2 separate regions of the Homo sapiens genome follow, and region 2 is linked to region 1. A link is a loop called in an ENCODE intact Hi-C map of the cell type or tissue named here. Cell type or tissue: CD14-positive monocyte. All regions are shown on one strand. Each heading gives the region's core, and the rest is flanking DNA. Links, peaks and the distances in the headings are about the cores only.

Region 1 (5,382 bases), core at 152-5,151:
TAAAACCCCCATCTCTACAAAAGTACAAAAATTAGCTAGGTGTGGTGGCAAGTACCTGTAATCCCAGCCACTTGGGAGGCTGAGGCAGGAGAATTGCTTGAACCCAGGAGGCGGAGGTTGCAGTGAGCCAAGATCGCACCACTGCACTCCAGCCTGGGCAACAGAGTGAAACTCTGTCCCAAAAAATAAATAAATGAATTTAAATTTCACATAAAAAATGAATAATTTTTAAAGTTATTTGTATTGAGATATAATGTGGACACCATAAAATCTACCTTTTTAAAGTCCCCAATTCAGTGGCTTTTTATTCACAGAATTGCGTAACCATCACCACTGCTTAATTTCAGGGCATTTTCAGAGCACCCCTCAAACCCCGTACTCATTAGCAATCATTCTCCTCTTCCCCCAGCCCCTAGCAACCACTAACTTACTTTCTGTCTCTCTGAATTTGCCTGTTTCAGGCATTTCATATAAATTGAATCATATAATATGTGGCTTTTTATATCTAGCTTTTCTTTTCAGTGAGCGTAATATTTCTGAGGTTGATCCATGTCAATATATATCAGTGTTTCATTCTTTTTATGGCTGTATTATAGCCCACTGTATGGATATATCACTTTTTTTTTAATCCATTCTTCATCTGATGGACATTAGGGTTGTTTCCATCTTTTGGCTATTACAAATAATGCTGCTATGAATATCCATATACTATAATTATGTGGACATATGTTTTCTTGGCTCTTGGGTATATATACCTAGGAGTGGCATTGTTAAGTCATAGGATAACTCTATGTTTAGCTTTTGAGGAACCGTCAGGCTGGCTTCCAAAACAGCTGCTCCATTTATGTTCCCACCAGCAATGTATAAGCGTTCCAATTTGTGCACATTCTCACCAACACTTGTTATTGTCTGTCTTTTTGATATAGCCATCCTACTGGGTGTGAAGTGAAGGATGACAGATACCGGGCACATCTCTAAAGGAACAACCGTGTACCTATCTGAAGGCAGCCTATACCCTAAGTAGGCGGACTGTGTGTGTGTGACTGTTCTGGGCCCTGAATGACTTTCTTGGGTTGCAGCTGCCCAAGGAGGGAACCTCACACACTAGTTAACCTATTTCAGGGTCTTTTATTAACAGGAAAATTTTAAATAATGCTCTTAGAAATACTGAAAACACAGAAAACTGGGGTGTAGAGAGACAAGAGGGAGTCAGGTAACTGTAAAGCAAATGGTTTTTATGCGGTGCAGCCTTGGAAGTTACAAGCAAACCTGCAGATAGTGGGCAGGCCATATTTCAAAGACGACGAAGATGTCATACTGGACTCTGCTATTCACTCCTTGTATGAAGTGCCACGATGGAGTTAAAGCTCAGCATCCCTGTGCCCTGGAGAGGGTGGTTATGGCAGCCACCAGTGCCCAAGGAGAACATCCACTTTTCTTACTTTGCCTCCAGGTTAGTCTGATTTTTTTTTTTTAACAGCAAACATTGCCTGATGTAGTCTGATCATCTTGAAGAAGCCTGAGCTACACGGAGAGGGTAGCTCCAGATCCTTCTAGAACTTCTCTTCTGCATCTGGAAACCCCATGCAGTTCCTAACCAATGGTGCCTACCAGCAGAGCCTGAGAGTCTGACCTACTGCCTACAGCCCAGGGCACACAGCCTGCCTCCCCCTATTTCTGCTATTGTTCTTGCTTCTGTAATTTCATCCCAACAGCAGCACTCTATCAGGCCATCTTCCTGAAAGCAACACAAACCCCTGCTTAGAAGAGTAAACTATTGACGGTAGACAGCAGATCACACAGTCAAGCTTTGCATGCCTTAGGAAATGTTCTTGCTGCAGTCCCTCCATCCTGGACCCTTCCTCCAGAATCCCCCACTGCCAGTCCCTCATCCTGGCTCCCTGGGAATTCTCAGGTGCCATCTCTTTTCTGGTCATTTATTTAAAACGTGTACAGGGCTGTGGAAAACTGGTGCTTCCTCAAAAAGTTAAATACAGCATTTCCACGTGGCCCTGCAATTCTTCTAGGTATATACCCAAAAGCATTGAAAGCAGACCCAAACAGCTACTTGTATGCCCAGGTTCAAAGCAGCATTATTCACAACAGCCACAAAGTAGAAACGACCCAAAGTCTATCAACAGATAAATGGATAAACAAAATGTGGCATACACATAGAATCGAATAGCCTTAAAAAGGAATGAAAGTCGGCCAGGTGCGGTGGCTTATGCCTGTAATCCCAGACTTTGGGAGGCTGAGCCGGGCAGATCACGAGGTCAGGAGATCGAGACCATCCTGGCTAACACGGTGAAACCCCATCTCTACTAAAAATACACACACACACACACACACACACACACACACACACACACACACACACAATTAGCCAGGCATGGTGGTGGGCACCTGTAGTCCCAGCTACTTGGGAGGCTGAGGCAGGAGAACAGCGTGAACCCGGGAGGCAGAGCTTGCAGTGAGCCAAGATCATGCCACTGCACTCCAGCCTGGGTGGCAGAGTGAGACTCCATCTTTAAAAAAAAAAAAAAAAAAAAGGAAGTCCACTATATGCTACAACATGGATGAACTTTGGAAATATGCTAAGTGAAATAAACCAGTCACAAAATAAATATTCTATGAGTCCACTTATATGAATCAAATTGTCAAATTCATAGAGACAGAAAGTAGAACAGTGATTACCAGTGGCTGGGGGAGGAGGGAATGGGGAGTTATTGCTTAATGGGTTCAGAGTTTCTGTTTGGGATGATGAAAAGTTCTGGAAATGGAGAGTAGTGATGGCTACACGACATTGTGAATAAGCTTAATGCCACTGAACTGTACACTTACAAATGATTTAGGTGGTACATTTTATGTGTGTTTTACTAAACAACAACAAAGTGTGCTGGGAGCAACTCCTGGTGAGGTCGGGGATGGCTTCACAGAGATAATGACAGGACTGAGTCCTTAGGAGGACAAAGGGAGGAAGAGCAACTGTGAAGAACAGCTCAATGGCACCAAAGAGAAACCTGCAAAGGGCGTGCATTTAGAGGACAGATGGAGGTGGGCACAGTGGCTCACACCTGTAACCTTAGCGCCTTGGGAAGCCGAAGTGGGAGGAATGCTTGAGGCCAAGAGTTTGAGATCAGCCTGAGCAACATAATGTGACAAAAAATACAAAAACTAGCTGGGTGTGATGGTGTGTGCCTGTAGTCCCAGCTACTGGGGAGGCTGAGGCAGGAGGATCACTTGAGCCCAGGAATTCGAGGCTCAACTGAAAATTTTTTCAATTTTTTTTAATTGAAAAAAAAAAAAAATCAACTGCTGAAAGAATTCTGGAGATAGTGATGATGGTTGTAGAACAGTGTGAATGCACTTAATGCCCTGAACTCTATACATGTAACATGGCTAAAATGGTAATGTTTATGTTATCATAATATTATGTTATATAAATTTTGCCATAATTTTTTTAGAAGACTGGAAAAAAACCCCACTGTCTGCCTCTTCCACACCACTGTTGGAGTACTATACCTTGATAGAATTCACTGGGAGGCAATTTATCATCACACATCCAAAGTCTCAGAACTGCCAGGTACAGTGGCTCATGCCTGTAATCCAGGCACTTTGGGAGGCTGAGAGGAGTGGATCACTTGAGCCTAGGAGTTGAAGACCAAGGGAGACCCCTTCGCTACAAAAAACAAACAAACAAACAAACAAACAAAATTTGCCGGGCATGGTGGCACGTGCCTGTAGTCCCAGCTGCTGGGAGGCTAACGTGGGAGGATTGCCTGGGCCTGGGAGTTCAAGGCTGCAGTGAGCTGCCCTGTCTCAAATAAATAGATAAATAAAGCCTTAGAACTGCATACTCCTCAACCCAACAACTCCACTTCTTGGAATCTATTCAAAAGTGATAAATAAGGATATACAAAGATACTTATGCCAAAGGATAGTCACTGAAGAGCTGCTTATTAAAAACAAAAACAAACAAACAAAAATAAACCTGTAAATAAACTAAATGCCCCAAAGTTGAGGATTGGTTAAATTAAGTATGATATATCCGTGCGAAAAGTACCACTTGGCCTTTCAAAATTATAAGTAAATATTTGCTCACATGGAAAGATGGTCTTCTTTTCTTTATGTATTCTGATTGATTCTATACTTCACTGTTACAAAATAAAGAGACCACCCAGTGTTGCTGAGTCCCAGCCTAGCTACAACTTTCTGTCCCCTTCCCTACCAAATAGAATTAGCCAGACCTTGAAGGACTTGAGTGTCACTTGAAACTTCTTGCCTCAGAGGAAACAAAATAATGGGGGGAAACAAAGAATTCATGGGTTCCAGAATTCCAAAAATATTCAGCCAACACTCGGAGCGTGGAGTGAAAAGAGCGAGTTGCTAAACAGCACCATCCTCTGCTCCCATTCTTATAAATATGTGTACAAATATATATTAACTTAACAAATATTTAATCCACAACTATAAAGGAGAGCTGTGCTGGGTGCCAAGAATATCCCAGGAAACAAGACAGCCATGGCCTCAGAATCCAGGGAGATTGGTACCTGTCTGTCTGAGCACCTGTGTGTACATGGGATGAGGTACAAAACAGTGACCCTAAAGCAAGGGTCTTCCGACAGGATTGAGAATAGGTCTATTGCATGCATGTGACGTGAGGACAGCCTTGCTGCAATGAGAAGTCTTATCCAGGCAAGAGAGAGGCCAGTGTCTCTTGCTTCCCAATCTAAAGGTCAAGTGCAGACCCCGCTGGACCAAACAGAACAGGTGTGAGGGTGCTCCAAACACCAGGGTCGGCAGAGGGGGAGAGGTTAAGTACTCTCAAGAGCTTTAGATGGCAAAGGGACAAAGATGACACAAGCTGGATGGGGACTTGGCACTAAGAGAGCTGAGCCCTGAGTTGCCAGCTGCTTGGCCCAAAGTATGGGCTGCTCTGGAAAGAGCCAGAGCCCTCATTTTTTTTTTTTTGAGACAGAGTCTCACTCTGTTGCCAGACTGGAGTGCAATGGCGCGATCTCGGGTTACTGCAACCTCCACCCCCTGGGTTCAAGTGATTATCCTGCCTCAACCTCCCGAGTAGCTGGGATTACAGGCGCACGCCACAATGTCCAGCTAATTTTTGTATTTTTAGTAGAGACGGGGTTTCACCATGTTGGCCAGGATGGCCTCGATCTCTTGACCTTGTGATTCGCCTGCCTCGGCCTCTCAAAGTGCTGGGATTACAGGTGTGAGCCACCGTGCCCGGCCCAGAGCCCTCATTTTACAATTTTTGTTTTTTTCTAACTCACAGTTAACCCACTGAACAAGAAGTACCCATTTCTGATTTGCATTTTCCCTATAAATCCCATTATTGAAAGAGTTTGCCCTTCTAGGCAGAAT
Region 2 (5,382 bases), core at 260-5,259, 54 kb after region 1:
AGGCTGTGGTGAGCCAAGATTGTGCCATTGCACTCCAGCCTGGGTGACAGAGTGAGACCCTGTCCCCTAAAAAAGAGGGGTCACTTTAGAGGGTATAACAAAGTTGGCATTGGGAGTATGGTAGAATTGAGGGGTGAATGCAAGGAGTAAGCATAAGCTGAAGGGAGCCATTGTGCTGGAGCTCAAAGTATGTGGGAGGAAAAGTGGAGGTACAGGTGAGAGTAACAGGCCCAAGATGAAGGGGAAAGTTCACTAAAACACGGAGAAAGAGGAAAATAAAAGAATCAAGTCAACCTTGTAACAGATTATATAGAAATACATGCCTATGTGGGTCAGTAAGTATATTATAAAAACAGAATAAAAGGGGGGGAAAGAAAACAGTCAAACTTCACAATTTCTTTAAGACAGCCTTAGCTGCAGCCTATGACTCCAGTGCACACCCTGTTGCTCCCTGACTCTTAGGGAGGTTGACAACCTAGGATACTAGTTTGGACAGTGTGCAAAAGTGAATTTTACTAGGAGCCTCCAGCAGAAAAAGGAGTCACCCAGAATTGCATAAAACAAAGGCGGGAAAATGTTAAGATACTAATAGCCAAGAGGTAGAATAGAGAGGTTCCTCCTGGTGACTTGCAGGGTTAACCTGGGACCTCTCGGATTAGGATTTCAGTGGTCTCACTGGCATTTCATGACTGACATCTACTGCCACACAGCATTGTGGGTTACAGTGAGCAAAGTTGTTTCTCAGAAACTCTTTAGAAAACGTGAGTGTGAATGAAACTAATAGCATCTTGTCCAACTTCAGTCATCTTCAGATAAGAAACTTTAACTTCCTCAAGATTTCATGATGGCTGAGAATGAACTTACTAGGTCAGTTCTGAGAAAAGTAGTTTGGTCTCTTTAAAACCACAAAGCAACAAGTCAACTCTAAAAAGGATGTTTGTGGCTGGATACGGTGGCTCACACCTGTAATCCCAGTACTTTAGGAGGCCAAGGTGGGAGGATTGCTCGAGTTCAACAACAGCCTGAGCAACATAGTGAGACCCTGTCTCTACAAAAATAAAAATTAGCTGGGTATGATGGCACACATCTGTGGTCCCAGCTACTTGGGAGGCTGAGGCAGGAGGATCAACTGAGCCCAGGAGTTAGTTCAAGGCTGTAGTGAGCTATGACTGCCCCACTCCACTCCAGCCTGGGTGACAGAGGGAGACCCTGTCTCAATAAATAACTAAATAATAAAAATAAAAAAGGTGTTTGTGAGATGTTCAAATCTGTGAAAATTGAACACCATTCTTTGCTTATATTAAGGAATAATTTTTTAGGTATGATAACGTAAGTTTTAAAAAAAAAGAGCTCTTAGTGTTGAGAGATACATGCTGAAATACATACAGTTTGCTACAAAACAATCCAGTGGGTGTGGGGAAGTGGGTCAGGGTATAAATGGAGTTAGTGTGGCCATGAGTTGCTAATTGTTGAAGGTAGGTGGTAGGTATGTGATGGTTTATTATGCTGTTCTACTTCTGCATATGTTTGGAATTTTCCATTAAAAACTCCACAAAGCAGGCCAGGCACGGGGGCTCATGCCTGTAATCCCAGCACTTTCGGAGGCTGAGGTGGGTGGATCACGAGGTCAGGAGTTCGAGACCAGCCTGGCCAATATGGTGAAACCCCACCTCTACTACTAAAAATACAAAAATTAGCTGGGCGTTGTGGCGGGCATCTGTAGTCTCAGTTACTCAGGAGGCTGAGGCAGGAGAATCACTTGCACCCGGAAAGCGGAGGTTGCAGTGAGCCAAGATCGCACCACTGCACTCCAGCCTGGGTGACAGAGCAAGACTCTGTCTCAGGAAAAAAAAAACCAAACAAACAAAAAACCACTCCACAAAGCAGAGATATCTCACTGCACAGGCAGGCCATTTAATGTATATGTGTAAATATAATAGGTATTTTATTCACATATTCACTCATTCAAAAATATATATAACATATTGTAACAAAATTCACATAAAATTTACCATTTTAATCATTTTTAAATTTTTTATTTCTTTTTTGTAGAGGTAGAGTCTCACTGTGTTGCCCAGTCTGGTCTCAAACTCCTGGGCTCAAGTGATCCTCCCGCCTCAGCTTCCCAAAGTGCTGGGATTACAGGCATGAGCCACCATGGCCGGCCATTTTAACCACAGCGGAATTTAGTACTTTCACAATGTTGTGCAACTATCACCACTATACAGTTCCAGAATATTTTATCGCCCCACAAGGAAACCTCAAACCCAGTTAGTCAGTCAGTCCTCATTCCTCCCCTAGCCCTTGGCTACCACTAATTTGCTTTCTGTCTGTATGGATTTGCCTATTCTGGATATTTCAAATACATTCAACACATTTGTTTAGATTTAAATTTTATTTATTTTTATCACTAAAACATTCACAGGTTTAAGGTTTAAAAGGGTCTGCAGTGAAAAGTCTCCGTCTCACCCCTCTTCCCCAGCAACACAGTTCCCTATCCAGAGGCATCTTTCCAGAAATTAAAAATTCCTCTTTCTTTACCCAGATGGTAGTATTCTATACACACTGTTCTGCAGTTGGTCTTACTTCACTTATCTCAGAGATCACCCTATAACAGAACAAAAAGAGCTTTCCTTTTACAGGTGCATAGTATTCCATCATTTCAGACTGTGTTTCACACACTGTTAAGTGCTTTGGGGCTATAGAAATTAACAAAATATGGTCCTTTTCCTAGGCAGCTCAAAGTCTAAAAAGTACTTTATTTTGAGAGGGAGTGTGGAGACAAACTATAGGTTTCAGCTTCGAGGCTGATCATAATCTCAGCTGCCTTCACAGCCAGACTATCTGGAAGGAAAAAAAGAGATCTAAGGTAAAGTGGTCTGAGAAATACTGGGGGATTGGCTAGCAGATGTTGGCAAAGGTGACAGCAAACTGCTGCCTCTCTTCCACCTTATTCTCTAAGACATAATTGATCACATCACTTATGTCCTCTCATGTTTTTTCTGATTAGAAAAGGGATTCTCATTGAGGAAATTCAGAAAGTGGATAGAGAAGCAGAAGAATTATCCATAGTTGTTTGTAAGCATGTTAAATAGCTGCTTAAAACTGCACTGCATCGATACACCATAACTTAATAGCTTCCTGTAGGAAAACAGCCTACTGCATGGCAAGAGTCACACCATCTTGGGGCGAAACTGCCATGATGTTTGATCTCCACACACAAAGGTATTCTGCAGTAAGGTCTTGAAGCAACGCTGTACACAGATAAACCCTCATAAAGATGCTTACCTAACCTCCCCAGTGGTCATGAATCTTGGAAGAAAGTCTGAAGACATGACTAGCTGCACGTCTTTACCCTAAAAGCTTGCTATTTATAAAGGGCGGATGCGGGGATCTACGATTCTTATGGCTGCCTAGACATCACTTCTGTTCATAAGTCCCTATGAAATGTTTCCCTCTGAGAAGCTGGGTTTGTCAGCCTCTTTCTTCGTCCTCTAAGCTCCCTCAGCCTTTGTGGGTAGGTTCACATACACCTACTGACCAAGGAACACTCCTCATTCACTTCTGCATTTTAGAGATCCAGGAACTAAAGCTACAATAAATGTTTACTTAAAGAGACGAAGAGACATCTAAGTGCATACAGTAAATGAGATAGGTAAGACATGGAGCCAGACGTTTTATTTGAAAATTATCTTTATGAAATTGAAACCATAGTAATAAACTTAGGGAAGATGCAGGGATAGAAAGAGAACAGTAACTGAAAGTTAACACTTTAGAAATTCCAACAATTACTGGATAGTAAAAATAAAAATAAAAAACTCTATAAATGAAATAGAGGAAAATTAACTTAAATAGAACCTTTGTATCCTCAACAACTACAGAAGATGCCTGCCACACCCATGGAATAAATGTTTGTTTAACTGAAACGAACACAACAGCTGGATGAAAAGAGACCTAGGATATCTGATGGCGGTGAAAGAGGATTATCATGTGGAAAATAACTCATGCCTAAACACTGTGAGGATCATACATGGTAAGTGAGGGGCAAAGGCTCCATCCAGCTTATAGGTGGTAGCTGAAGCCATAGGAATAGATACAATTGCACATGCAGAGTATGCAGAATGAGAAGAATTTTGAGCAAGACCTCCTCAACCTGACCAGAAACTTTTCTTGCCTGAGGCAGGGGGAGGACAGAGCTGTCAGCAGGGCTTGGGGACTATTAGGAGTATCTAGATCAGCAGATAATTTGAGAGGGCCCAAGAGAAGGAGAGGCCTATGTTTTGGGGCCTGAGAGAGGTTTCTTATCGCCAGTGATTTTATCACCAGGGCTCTGAAAAATGGATAGGACACTTCCTTCCAAACAATGTAATCTTCCCTGAAAATGGACCTAATAACATGCCTCACATTACCATCAAGGCTAAATTGGACTCCACTGACTCATAATTCTTTTTTTATCTTTGGTTTTGATCCTTACTTCCCATACAACTCAGTAAATGACAGCACTGCTCTTCTTCTACTGAATAATCTATTTCAAGGATGGGCAGTGGAGACTCTATAGTTGTGTTTGCTATTATTACCTGTGCCATAGTAGAATCCTTTATAGCATTCATGTCGAATGTAAAGGAAAAGAGAACAAACAAAACGAAGTAGATTGATATCTTGCTAGGTAAATCCTCTGAGATAAAATTTCTTTCAAATGGAGTCAGCTGTGTAAGAAAAAAAATGGCCTCTTCTTGCCATGCTGTGTTTTGCATGGATGTTGTGGCTAAGAAACAGCCTTTGACTACAATAATATGTGGGTAAAAATATCTCCAGCTCCTGTTTGTCTAAAAATGGCCCAAGATAAATAAGCCTTATCGCTGGCAAAATTCAATTCCCTTTGGCAGATATTTGTTAATCACCAGCTGTGTTCCAGAGCCTGTGCTGAGGACACAGAGGTGAAAAGCCATAGTCCATGGCCCCTGGTAACTCCTGGATACCCAGACATAAGGAAGGGACTCCCTGAATTATTGATGGGAAGAAAACAGTCCATTCAAAGGGAAGATGTATTCCTCATTGTAAATTAATACACGGGCACCTGTTTACTGAGAACATCATGAGCTTGGTTAACGTAACCCAATTCTTGATAATGAGCAGCTCTGGATTTCTGGATGTTTTCAGCTAAAGATTGGGCTCTGGATCGTGCCATAGGTGCAGGTAAGTAAAATTATGGGGGGTAGGGAAGAGGAAGCTCATGTGCTCCTTCCTGTAGTCCTAACTTCCACAGGGCACTGGGGCATGGCTCGTTTCTAACATTGGTGATTCCTATCCTTTCTCAAGAATTCTGAATCAGGTGAGAGAGAGAGAGATAGCGAGAGAGAGAGCAAGAGAGACAGATACATA

Evidence for each region. A loop is a pair of places that touch in the nucleus more often than their neighbours do. Peaks named below come from ENCODE experiments on the same cell type or tissue, not always from the same donor. Only the 100,000 strongest peaks of a DNase experiment are listed, where the experiment ranks them.
Region 2: it touches region 1 in a loop (1.9-fold over the local background); 8 of 110 quality-filtered maps call a loop at or near these places.

Annotation. Positions count from the first base shown.
Region 1 is chr15:82,911,850-82,917,231 of GRCh38, forward strand. All of the region lies in intron 1 of HOMER2 (homer scaffold protein 2), which reads right to left. All of the region lies in intron 2 of LOC105370928 (a long non-coding RNA gene), which reads left to right. Among named protein-coding and RNA genes, the nearest start is that of HOMER2, 38 kb to the right of the region's middle. In CD14-positive monocyte, for the core only: no CTCF peak of the experiment used is centred there; no DNase peak of the experiment used is centred there.
Region 2 is chr15:82,966,035-82,971,416 of GRCh38, forward strand. It overlaps a transcript of HOMER2 not described here. Among named protein-coding and RNA genes, the nearest start is that of HOMER2, 16 kb to the left of the region's middle. In CD14-positive monocyte, for the core only: no CTCF peak of the experiment used is centred there; a DNase peak (open chromatin) is centred at 2,207.